Linked DNA regions of Homo sapiens: region 1 is linked to region 2. Evidence: chromatin contacts called from ENCODE Hi-C or POLR2A ChIA-PET data. All regions are on one chromosome and are shown on one strand. The core of a region is the stretch at or near the end of the contact, and the rest is flanking DNA. Distances in the headings are between cores, read along the strand shown. Region 1 holds the start of CYFIP1 (cytoplasmic FMR1 interacting protein 1). Region 2 holds the start of NIPA1 (NIPA magnesium transporter 1).

Region 1 (5,833 bases), core at 1,881-4,380, 190 kb after region 2:
TGACTTTGTATCTTGTGACCTTGCTAACCTCATTAATTAGTTCTAGTAGCTTTTTCATAGATTCCCTGGATTTTCTATGTAGATAATCATGTTGTCAGCAAATAGGGACAATTTTCCCTTTCCAATTTGTATGCCTTTTCTTTCTTTGTCTGATACTATTGCACTGGCTAAAATAAGGTTTTTAAATTATGTCAGTGTAATTAATCCATGCTTTATCAATGGCCTCTAAGGGTTGGCTAAATTTTAATAGGAAAAACAATGAGAATAGCTTGGACATGTTAGTTAAAACTTCACACTATAAAATATGTTTTGGGTGGGCGCGGTGGTTCACGCCTGTAATCCCAGCACGTTGGGAGGCCGAGGTGGGTGGATCACCTGAGGTCAGGAGTTTGAGACCAGCCTGGCCAACATGGCAAAACCCTGTCTCTACTAAAAATACAAAAATTAGCTGGGTGTGGTGGCAGGCGCCTGTAATCCCAGCTACTCGGAAGGCTGGGGCAGGAGAATTGCTTGAACCCAGGAGGTGGAAGTTGCAGTGAGCCGAGATCACACCATTGCACTCCAGCCTGGGCAACAAGAGCAAAACCCTGTCTCACAAAAAATAAAATAAAATAACATAACATAAAAGAAAAGAAAACAAAGGAGGGAGGGAGATGTTAGCTATTATTTAAACCCAAAGTCACCTTTAGCATTATAAACTTGAGTATGTGCACAAAGATACAGACACAAGCATTGACTGTAGTGGTGAAAAACAGTAAATAACTATAATGTCAATCAACAGGAGGCTGATAAAATTATGAAACATCCACACTACAGAATACTATAGTGATTTGGCCGGGCACAGTGGCTCATGCCTGTAATACCAGCACTTTGGGAGGCTGAGGCGGGCAGATCACTTGAGGTCAGGAGTTCAAGACCAGCCTGGGCAACATGGCAAAACCCCGTCTCTACTAAAAAGACAAAAATTAGCCGGGTGTGGTGGTGCGTGCCTGTAATCCCAGCTACTCAGGGGGCTGAGGTGGGAGAACCACCTGAACCCAGGAGGCATAGGTTGTGGCGAGCCGAGTTTGCGTCACTGCACTCCAGTCTGGGCCACAGAGTTAAGACTCTGTCACAAAAAAAAAAAAAAAAAAAAAAAAAAAAAAGGAATACTATACGGTTATTTAAAAGATTGAGGGAAATCTGTGTGTACAGACTATATATATCAACATGTAAAGATTGCTAAGATCTTTAAGTAACCAAACATCATTAAGTGAAAAATGTATGACGATAATATATGCAATATGATCTCACTATGTTATTTAAAAAATTACTTATGCACAGAAAAGACTATTATACTACTTAGAAGTACCGAGGGAATTTCACTTTTAGTATACACGGTTCTATGCTGTTTAATGTTTTTAATGAACTATAGTTTTGTAATTTTTCTCATCACTTTATCATTTTAGTCTCTCTCTCAGGCTGTATCCGAGAGCCACACTTTTCAGACCCTTGTATCTTTACTCTTCAGGGACAAACCAGAGCATAGCTGAATCTCCAACGCCTTATGCTAAGCGAAACAAGCCAGACTCCAAGCCCACATGTGACATTCTGGAATGGGCAAAGCAGGAGGACTGAGGAACAGACAGGCGGCTGCAAGAGCGGGGAGGAGAGAGGCTGCCTTCCTGAGTATCCTGACTGCGGTGGAAGTCACTACAGTCCATGCACCTGCTACAGCTCACTGAACTGAACACCAAAAAGTGAATCTTACTAAAAGTTTAAAATAAATTTAAACACACACACAAACTTAGGGGGTACATTTTCTTTGAGCGCAGCACAGACACCTGTCTTAACGCAGGAAACGTCCTCCGCCACGACTCCAGGGCGCCTCGGTCGCAGTGAGGGCACCGGCACTATATCCCTACTGGCCCTACGAGTGCACACCTGCTACGGCCCGCGCCCACTCACAGCGTGACTCGTTCTTCCAGGCTCCGTGCCTGCAGATCTAGACATCACTTGGAAAACCGCTGGCCACCCGCAGGGAAAAGGCAGCATGCGTGGGGCCCCCGCGGGTCCCGGCCTGGCCGGGACTCTGCCGCCAAGCTGTCAAGCATAGCAATGTGCGCACTGCACCAGGCATCACCGCGGCTCCGACCACGCCTCATTCCGGAGTCCGACGGACGACTGCAAGAAACACCACCGCTCCCGGCGCAGCCACGGTGCCCTCCGCCGCCAGAAAACAAACGCTCCCGAGCCTCAGTCCCCAGCGGCGACCACGCGGCGCTGGGCTCAATCAGCAGCCGCTCCCTGACTGGACTTAATAGCGGAGCTGACACCGTCCAGACGCCCCTCTCAGCTTAAAACACGTTCCATCAACCCCGTTTCCCGATTATTCTTGCACCCTTCTTGTCACACCCACAATGTGCTGCAAATTAAGCTCACGCATTTCAGCCTTAAAATACACAATTCAGATGCTTGTGCGAAACAGTGCTGCCTCCGTAACGATCGCGCCTCCTTAACAAAGCCCAAAACTCCTCTCTCCAAGAATGCCCGGAATGGCTCCGCGGACCAGGCTCCCTCCGCTCCTCACAGGGGCACGAAACAAAAACGGGTTCAGATCTTGCTGCGCGACCTTAGTGCAACATTAACAATCTGCCTGCTCCTTACTTTCCAACAAAAACGTCAAACACTAAGGTATTCCTTCGCCACTGGAGCTGTGCCATGTGCCGGGGCGCGGAATCCGGGATCCGGGGGCGCGAGGCGGTGAACGCGGGGGCGGGGAGCTCGGGGCCGAGGCCGAAAGGCCGGGGGCGCAGGGACCGGGAAGCCAGTGCAGGGAGTGCGGGGACCTGGAGCCCGGGAGGCGCGGGAGCCCGGGGCCGGGACCTGGGGGACGCGGGGACCAGGACGATCCCGGAGGCCGCGCCGCCGGGGAGGCCGCGCCGCCGGGGTTGGGGGGGAGGGGGGGGTCCGTCCCGGCCCCGCCGCCGCCCTGGCCGGCCCAGGTTCCGAGGGGGACCCGGACCCCGCGGAGGCCGCAGGGCAGGCGCGGGCGAGCGGGGTTCCTCACCTGCGTCCGCGGCGGCTTGGGGGTCCTGGGCGGGCCCTGGGAGTTTCCTTGGCCGAGTGAGTCACTCGGGCTGGCCGGGAATGCGCCAGGAAACACTCGGCCTCCTCCCCTTCCTCCCGGGGCGGGGGCTCTCCCGGCTCGGCCTCTTCCTCCCGGCGCTCCTCCCTCCCGGCCGCGGCCCCGGCCGCTCCCTCCTCCTGGCGGGGCATCCCCGGCCGGGCGGCCCCTTTCCCCACGCCAGCCGCCGAAGGTGTCCTCCCAGGCAGAGAGCCCCTGGCTACCTGCCGGCCTGGGTCACCGCAGCCTGCGCGGGACGGCGGGGTCGGAGCGGAGCGGGCGTGGGGTCCTCCTGCGGGTCCGTCCGGTTCGGAGCGCGAAGGAACGGGGTCCGCACCCTGTCCCGGGGCTCCACCGGGTCAGGGCGGGGGTTGGCCTGAGCTGCGGAAGGAGCTCAGGGGGACACCCAGGACGCCCGTGTGGCGCCGCCCCACTTGGCAGGAGGCGCTCACCTGCGCTCGTCGGGAGGGTTCCAGGCGCGGGTCCCAGCTGCAGGTCGGCGCGCAGAGCCCGCTGGGGACCCCCCCGGCCGGCCCCTGCGGCCCCATTGCCTGCGGGAACCAGGGACAAATCCGTGCGCAGACCTGCGGGAACGGCGGACGGAAGAAAACCTGATTTGAGCTCGTGCCAAAAAACAATCTTGAAAGGCCGGTGAAGAAACATACCTCACACGGAAACGCTGAGTGGAGTCAGCTGGTCACAGGCGTGTTTAGGAAAACTGCCCTAAACGCCCCGCTCAGCCGCAGCAACCTCACTCCCCATTCATCCGCGACCCCTGGTTCTTACGGAGAACAGTAAGGATGGGCATCAGATATTCTAGTCTGGTCTCTAGATTATGAAGGTTTGGTTACCCCCGCTTGTGCTCTGCGGTAAGGCAAAAAGCAGCAAATGAATCCTGACCAGCGGATTGAGACAATCTACCAGTTGACTCAATATTCGGATATCACTTTCTCACATTCCTGCAAAACAGGGGCTTTGGATAACATTCTGGTTCCCAGTCCACACATTTTCAAATCAGCAGATTACTCCTTTTCTGTGCCTAGGGTGGAGTCTCAAAATTAGATTCCAAAGGTTTTTACATTGTAGATGACATGATAGAACCCAAATTCAAGTTATACTGTGATAATTTAAAATATTGTAATCCCGGCCGAGCGCAGTGGCTCACGCCTGTAATCGCAGCATTTTGGGAGTCCGAGGCGGGCGGATCACCTGAGGTCAGGCGTTCGAGACCACACTGGCCAACATGGTGAAGACCCCGTCTCTACTAAAAATACAAAAATTAGTCGGGCATGGTGGTGTGGGCTTGTAATCCCAGCTACTCGGGAGGCCGAGGCAGGAGAATCGCTTGAACCCAGGAAGTGGAGGTTGCAGTGAGCCAAGATCGTGTCGCTGCACTCCGGCCTGGGCGACAGAGCAAGACTCCGTCTTAAAATAATAAAATATTGTAATCCCTAGAGCAATTAATAAAAAATAATACAGCTAAAAATCCAAGAAAAGAGATAAAATAGAATACAAAAATATGCTTGATCCAAAAGAAAGCAGGAAGGAAGGAGCAAAAAGCACATAAGGCAAAGACAAAGAGCAAGCAGTTAGACTTCAACCACATTAGTAATCACATTGAATGTAAATGGACTAAACATGTAATCCGTTTACTAACTGTAAATGGATTAAAACACAGAAATTGTCACATTGGATTAAAAACGAGACCCAAATATATTCTGTTTTAAGAAGACATAATTTTGGCCGGGCACAGTGACTCATGCCTGTTAATCCCAGCACTTTCGGAGGCCAACGCGGGTGGATCAACTGAGGTCAGGAGTTCAAGACGAGCCTGACCCACATGGCAAAACCCCGTCTTTACTAAAAATACAAAATTAGCTGGGTGTGGTGGCACATGCCTATAATCCCAGCTACTCAGGAGACTGAGGCAGGAGAATCGCTTGAACCCGGGAGGCAGAGGTTGCAGTTAGCTGAGATTGCGCCATTGAACTCCAGCCTAAGCAACAAGAGTGAAACCTGGTCTCAAAAAAAAAAAAAAAAAAAGACATAATTTAAATATAAGGACACAAAGAGGCTGAAATTAAAAAGATGCAAAAGGACATGCTAATCAGAAAGGTGGAGTGATTATATTAATATCAAAGTAGAATTCAACTCAAGGGGCACTATCAGTGATAAAAAGGACATTTGATAAAAATAAATGGGTCAATTAAGTATGAAAAAATAGGCCGGGCATGGTGGCTCACGCCTGTAATTCCAACACTTTGGGAGGCTGAGGCGGGCAGGTCATCTGAGGTCAGGAGTTCGAGACCAGCCTGGCTAACATACCCTGTTTCTACCAAAAATACAAAAAATTAGCCAGGTCTGGTGGCACATGCCTGTAATCCCAGCTACTCGGGAGGTTGAGGCAGGAGAATCGCTTCAACCTGGGAGGCGAAGGTTGCAGTAATCCCAGCTACTTGGGAGGTTGAGGCAGGAGAATCACTTGAACCCGGGAGGCGGAGGTTACAGTGAGCCAAGGTCGTGCCATTGCACTCTAGCTTGGGCAACAAGAGTGAAACTCCGTCTCAAAAGAAAAGGAAGAAAAAATAACTTTTAGTGCATATATACATCAAATAAGTTTTGAAATATTTAGACAAAGATGGATAGAATCAAAAGAAGAAATAGGCGAATACACACTCATAGAGATTTGAACTTCTCTCTATTAGTAATTGATAGGACAGGCAGACA
Region 2 (6,083 bases), core at 1,692-4,191:
CCCAGCTACTTGGGAGGCTGAAGCAGAGAATTGGTTGAACCCATGAAGCGTAGGTTGCAGTGAGCCAAGATCACGCCACTGCACTCCAGCCTGGGTGACAGAGCAAGACTCCATCTCAAAACATAAGACGAAAAAAAAATTTTTTAGGGAGCTGAAAAGTGAACTGATTTCCTCATTTCTCCTTGCAAGGAATCAATTGATAGCCCAAAATTGAAACCCAGAGTTAAAATAAACGTAACTCCCACCCTCTTAGTGTTTCTCACTTTTTTTTTTTTTTTTTTGAGACAGGGTCTCACTTCTGTTGCCCAGGCTGGAGTGCAGTGGCGTGATCATGGCTCACTGTAGCCTCAACTTCTGGGGTCAAGTGATCCTCCCATAGCCTCCTGAGTAGCTGGGACTACAAGCACATGTCACCATGCCTGGCTAATTTTTGTATTTTTTTGCAGAGATGGGGTTTCATCATGTTGCCCAGGCTGATCTCAAACTCCTGGGCTCAAGTGATCTGCTGGCCTTGGCCTCCCAAAGTACTGGGATTATAGGCATGAGCCACTGTACCTGGCCTACTAACTTTAATTTTAGGTGTATCTTTTAGGAAGTAATATCTCATGGCAAAATAATGTTTGTCATTCAGTAGTTACTGTAGTTTCATTTCAGTTTTTCTTTTGTTAAATTCAAGCAAAATATAGTTTTATGTTTTTAATTAAAATCCCATATGTGTTTCCCCATCAGATAAAATATGCCTGTCATTTAACCTATGTACTCACATGGAAAAATGTCTGGGGTGGAGTTCTTTTTTTTTTCTTTTTTTTTTTGAGACGGAGTCTCACTCCGTCGCCCAGGCTGGAGTGCAGTGGTGCCATCTCGGCTCACTGCAAGCTCCGCCTCCCGGGTTCACGCCATTCTCCTGCCTCAGCCTCCTGAGTAGCTGGGACTACAGGCGCCCTCCACCATGCCCGGCTAATTTTTTGTATTTTTAGTAGAGACCGGGTTTCATCGTGTTAGCTAGGATGGTCTCGATCTCTTGACCTCCTGATCCATCCACCTGACCTCCGGATCCGTCCGCCTCCGCCTCCCAAAGTGCTGGGATTACAGTCATGAGCCACCTCCCCGGCCCTATTTTATATTTCTTCACAAAATAATAATGCTGTATGCAAAGCTGCCAAAAGGTTTATACTTTTCGTTTGTTTTTGAGACAATCTTGCTCTGTTGCCCAGGCTGGAGTGCAGTGGTGCAATAACAGCTCACTGCAACCTCCACCTCAAGCCATCCTCCCACCTCTGCCTCCAGAGTATCTGGGGTTGGAGGTAAAAGCCACCACGCCCCGCTAATTAATTTTTTTCTTTTTTTGGTAGAGACGGGTCTCGCTACGTTGCCCAGGCTGGTCTTGAACGTCTGAGCTCAAGCGAGCCTCCCACCTCGGTCCCCAAAGTGCTGGGATTATAGGTGTGAGCCACTGTGCCCAGCTTGTAGCATCGTTTATAGACAACAAAACCTGGCAGCAACCGGCCAGGCGCGGTGGTTCACGCCTGTAATCCCAGCACTTTGGGAGGTAGAGCGGACGGATCACCTGAGGTCAGGAGTTCAAGACCAGCCTTGCCAAGATGGTGAAACCGCGTCTCTACTCAAAATACAAAAATTAACCCGGGCGTGGTGGCGGACGCCTGTAATTCTAGATACTCGGAGGCTGAGGCCGAGAATCGCTTGAATCCGGGAGGCGGAAGGTTGCAGTGAGCCGAGATCGCGCCATTGCACTCCAGCCTGGGCGACAGAGCGAGACTCTGTCTCAAAAAAACAAACCAACCTGGTAGCTACCTAACACCCAACAATGGCTGAATGGTTAGACAAATTATTATACTGTCATTAGAATAATCATATTTATGTACCGATACAGAAACTGATATATATTAAATAAAAAGGAAATTTCGTATATTGTAATTGGAAACATGTAAAAGTATGTATACATTATGGGAAAACACCTAAAATACTAATAATTAGGTGAGGGTTGTGGAATTGAGTCACTTTAAAAAATATTTTTTTCCAAAAAAAATAAAATAACTTTTTCCTATTTTTCAAGCTTGTAATTTTGTTGTTGTTTCTTTTTTTTTTTTTTTTTGAGACGGAGTCTCGCTCTGTCGCCCAGGCTCGAGTGCAGTTGTGTGATCTCCGCTCACTGCAAGCTCTGCCTCCCGGGTTCACACCCTTCTCCTGGCTCAGCCTCCCGAGTAGCTGGGACTACAGGCCTCCGCCACGACGCCCAGCTAATTTTTTGTATTTTTAGTAGAGACGGGGTTTCACTGTGTTAGCCAGGATGGTCTCGATCTCCTGACCTTGTGATCCACCCGCCTCGGCCTCCCGAAGTGCTGGGATTACAGGCGTGAGCCACCGCGCCCGGCTTGTTGTAGTTTATTAAAACGAGGAAACTAGACTATGGGATCACAAGCCCAGAGCCCCATGTAGCTGACTCTAGCGCCAAGGGCGGAAGAGAAACGCCCAGCGCCAGGGCTCTCCTTCGATCTCTGCAGCGGCGCGCCGGGCTTCGCGCTCCGGTGAGTTGGGCCGGCCTCCGCTGGAGGCTCTTCGGGGACCGCTGCCCGCCGGTGCGTCCTGCCGCGCTCCGCTGCCCGGATATTGCAGAGGACACCACTCAGAAAGTATGCGTGTTTCTCCGCGCTGGAAACTTAACCAGGAGTCCTGCATTTCCATTTGCGAAATCCGGGAACCCCCGCCCCACCCAGCGCCTCACCGGCCCCTCACTGCCGCCGCGTCCGGCGCCACTGCTGTCCCCGCAGCCTAAGGCGCCGGTCCCTGGCACCCCCGTCCCGCCCCCGCCCCTCTTCCTGCTCCTCCCCCACCCGTCCCCCTCCCCTCCCCCGCCCGCGCCTCCCGGTCACCCCCCATCCCGCCCCGCGGGGCGCGGCGCGCAGGCGCAGGCTCGGAGGGCGGGCGCGGGCGGAATGGGGACTGCAGCTGCGGCAGCGGCGGCGGCGGCGGCGGCGGCGGCCGGGGAGGGGGCGCGTAGCCCGAGCCCCGCCGCCGTGTCGCTCGGCCTGGGCGTGGCCGTCGTGTCGAGCCTGGTGAACGGGTCCACGTTCGTGCTACAGAAGAAGGGCATCGTGCGTGCCAAGCGGCGAGGTAGGGCGGGCGGCAGGCGGCAGGCGGCGGGCGGGTGGGGGAGGCGGGCGGCGGAGAAGGCGGTCGCAGGTGGGGGCGCCCGGGTCGGGGCAGGGGACGGGGTCGGGGCCCGGGCCCAGGTTGGGGGAAGGCTGCGCGGGCGGGTGCTCCCCGCGGCGTGCCCAGGCTGCCGCCGCGTCCTGGCGCTCGGGCCCGGGAGCGGCCCAGGAATCACAGGTGCGTCCTGAGCGTCCGGCGCTTCGCCGACGCCACGGCTTTTCTCCGTTCTCAGCGGCTGGAGCGGCTTGCTTTGGTGTGCGGGCTTCCCCGGCTGACTTTTTCCCTCGGTCCAAGACCTGCCCCGCGCCGCCCGGCAGCCCTCGCCGTGGCCCGCAACCCGCGGCCGGGAGCCTCCTGCGGACGCGGTGCTGGGGTGCTCGAGCCCAGCGCCCGCCTGGAAGCGCCGCTTCAGCCGATGCGCGGCCCGCTCCTAGGGTACGCTCGGTAGAGCAAGACCTGGGATTTCCAGTCCCCCGCAGGGGCCTCGCTGGTGCAAAAGGAAGACCCGGGCGGGCTCTCAGGGCTGTGCGTTCCTGGGGTGCTCTTACGGAGCCCGCTGCGCCTTAGACCTGCACCAAATGAATACAAGTGATCTTCAGTTTGGAGAACACGCGCGGCAGATCCAAAACCAAGCCCTGGACGGGCCAAGGCCACTTCCCAGGTGGATGTGCCGCAGCACCGCACTCCGTAGTGCTCTGCGGGGTAGAGCTCTCTGTCAGTGTCGTTTGTGCTGGGAGGCCCCGGACGGGACCGGTTTGCCAATGCAGGATATGGCAGGCTGTGAAACAGTCCGTTTCCATTGCTTCCAGAGGGACTGAGAAAGTCTTGTGGTTCTTGGCCATACTCTTAGAAGAAGAATATTAAGAGCTCTCTGGGAAGGATGTGGCCCCCGACTCTTGGGTTGTGAGAGAAAGTGAACTCGTAATTTACATGGCGGAATGCAGGTGAAACTTTCTCTGAGTGAGCCAGGCGTTGGCTTCAGAGAAGAGATAAAGGGCCCGACAGTCTCGAATGAAAATATAAAATCATGGATAATTTAAGGAATTTAGCTTTAAAGTGAAAGCATAGTGGTCTCCCATACAATTTAAATAGAATTAAATAAAACCAAGTATGATTTTCCAAGGATGCAGATGTGTCTGTCTCTAAGGCACACAGATACACACACACCGCAGCCACACTTCAGGGAGCATCTGTCCGTGTGACAGGCCCCAGGACTGGGTGAGATGGTCAACGCGCGTGACCTTATAAATAGGATGGCCTGAGAAAGCACCTCACCTCCCCAATCCACGGCCCTAGCGTAAGCATGAGGAAAACACCACACAAACCGGAGTAGAAGAACATCTTGCGGCCGGGCGCGGTGGCTGGTGCCTGTAGTCCCAGCACTTTGGGAGGCCGAGGCGGGCGGGTCACAAGGTCAGGAGATCTAGACCATCCTGGCTAACACGACGAAACCCCATCTCTACTAAAAATACAAAAAATTATCCCGGTGTGGTGGCACGCACCTGTAGTACCAGCTACTCGAGAGGCTGAGGCAGGAGAGTCTCTTGAACCCGGGAGACAGAGGTTGCAGTGAGCCGGGATCCGCCACTGCACTCAGCCTGGGCGGCAGAGCAAGACTCCATCTCAAAAAAAAAAAAAAAAATCTTGCAGTACACCTGACCAGTCCTCTGTGAAGGTCATGGAATCTGAAAGCACGTCACAACCAGGAGGAGCCTAAGAACACGTGAACACCAGATGTAAGACATTAGGGAAAAACGAAGGAAAGCTGAATACCAGCTTTAGTTAGTTTTCTAAAAAGTTGAGGAAAACTGTGTTATTTCAACCCAGGTCATGTGGCTCAAAGGAATTGGTGAATAGGAAAATAAACAAGCGAGTAGCCTTTTAAAAAAAACATGATAAGCTGGGTGCAGTGGCTCACACCTGTAATCCCAGCTACTCGGGAGGCTGAGGCAGGAGAATTGCTTGAACCCAGGAGGGGGAGGTTGCAGTGAGCCAAAATTGTGCCATTGCACTCCAGCCCGAGCGAGAAGAACAAGGCTCTGTCTTAAAAAAAAAAAAAAAAAAGATAAATGCTGTTTCTTATACCTATATACTATGCTTTCATTCATTTATTTATTTTTTATTATGATTTTTTTTTGAGACGGAGTTTCGCTCTTGTTGCCCAGGCTGGAGTGCAATGGCGCGATCTTGGCTCACTGAACCTCTGCCTCCCGGGTTCAAGCGATTCGCCTGCCACAGCCTCCCGAGCTGGGATTACAGGCGCGTGCCACCATATCTGGCTAATTTTGTGCTTTTACTGGAGATGGGGTTTCATCATGTTGGCCAGGATGGTCCCGAACTCCAGACCTCAGGTGATCTGCCCACCTCAGTCTCCCAAAATGCTGGGATTACAGGCGTGAGCCACCAACACTCGGCCTATATTATGGTTTTAAATTGATCAAAGTGAACTTGTGATTTTCATTATTTATTTTAAGCCCCAGACATTGCATGGTGTTAGGCTTTAGCTCTATGACTCTTCAGAGCCTCCCGTCCAGGAGGCCATTAGCACCTCAGTTCTTCCCGGTCTGGACCCAAGGTCCTTTCCATCCCTGTGAGCCACCCATCAAGGTGAGCTGAGAGACCAGCCGGCGGGGCAGAGTCACTTACGGCTGAGAGGAATTGTTTTGGGATTTGGTTAGTAAGTAGGAGAGAAAAGGAGAAGAAAACTTGTATGGGGGTTGAGCACCTCCCGCCGAAGAAGGCGAGGGAGGCATGGAGGTGTCTTACACTAGGGAACATTTCCGAGTCATGTGGCACCAAAGTATGTTACCAGTGGGGAATCCATGTGGGACTGCAACAACCTCAATTCTTGCTTCCTCAGAAGAAAGAATTTGGCTGAGGGGCACAAAGCAGAAGGAGACCTAGGCAAGGTT

Evidence for each region. A loop is a pair of places that touch in the nucleus more often than their neighbours do. ChIA-PET counts read pairs that join two places held with the same protein, here RNA polymerase II (POLR2A). Pooled maps may share reads with other maps.
Region 1: a loop to region 2 is called in a map of gastrocnemius medialis, with 3 times the contacts of the local background. The contact joins the promoter of CYFIP1 here to the promoter of NIPA1 in region 2. A Hi-C loop is called at or near these places in 3 of 168 maps with a recorded cell type or tissue (chondrocyte, gastrocnemius medialis and heart left ventricle), 2 of 37 single-sample maps with no recorded cell type and 15 of 50 pooled maps. POLR2A ChIA-PET finds 5 or more read pairs at or near these places in 2 of 52 experiments (WTC11 and naive thymus-derived CD4-positive, alpha-beta T cell).

Annotation. Positions count from the first base shown.
Region 1 is chr15:22,977,238-22,983,070 of GRCh38, forward strand. CYFIP1 (cytoplasmic FMR1 interacting protein 1) reads right to left here and starts at 3,131. Exons shown (of 31, transcript NM_014608.6): 1 at 3,050-3,131. It also overlaps a transcript of TUBGCP5 not described here. RefSeq lists enhancers at 1-330, 1,460-2,427, 2,428-3,396.
Region 2 is chr15:22,783,703-22,789,785 of GRCh38, forward strand. It overlaps NIPA1 (NIPA magnesium transporter 1), which reads left to right and starts at 2,942. Exons shown (of 5, transcript NM_144599.5): 1 at 2,942-3,132. The coding sequence starts at 2,955. RefSeq lists silencers at 2,614-2,847, 2,810-3,169, 3,240-3,389, 3,400-3,529 and an enhancer at 3,880-3,989.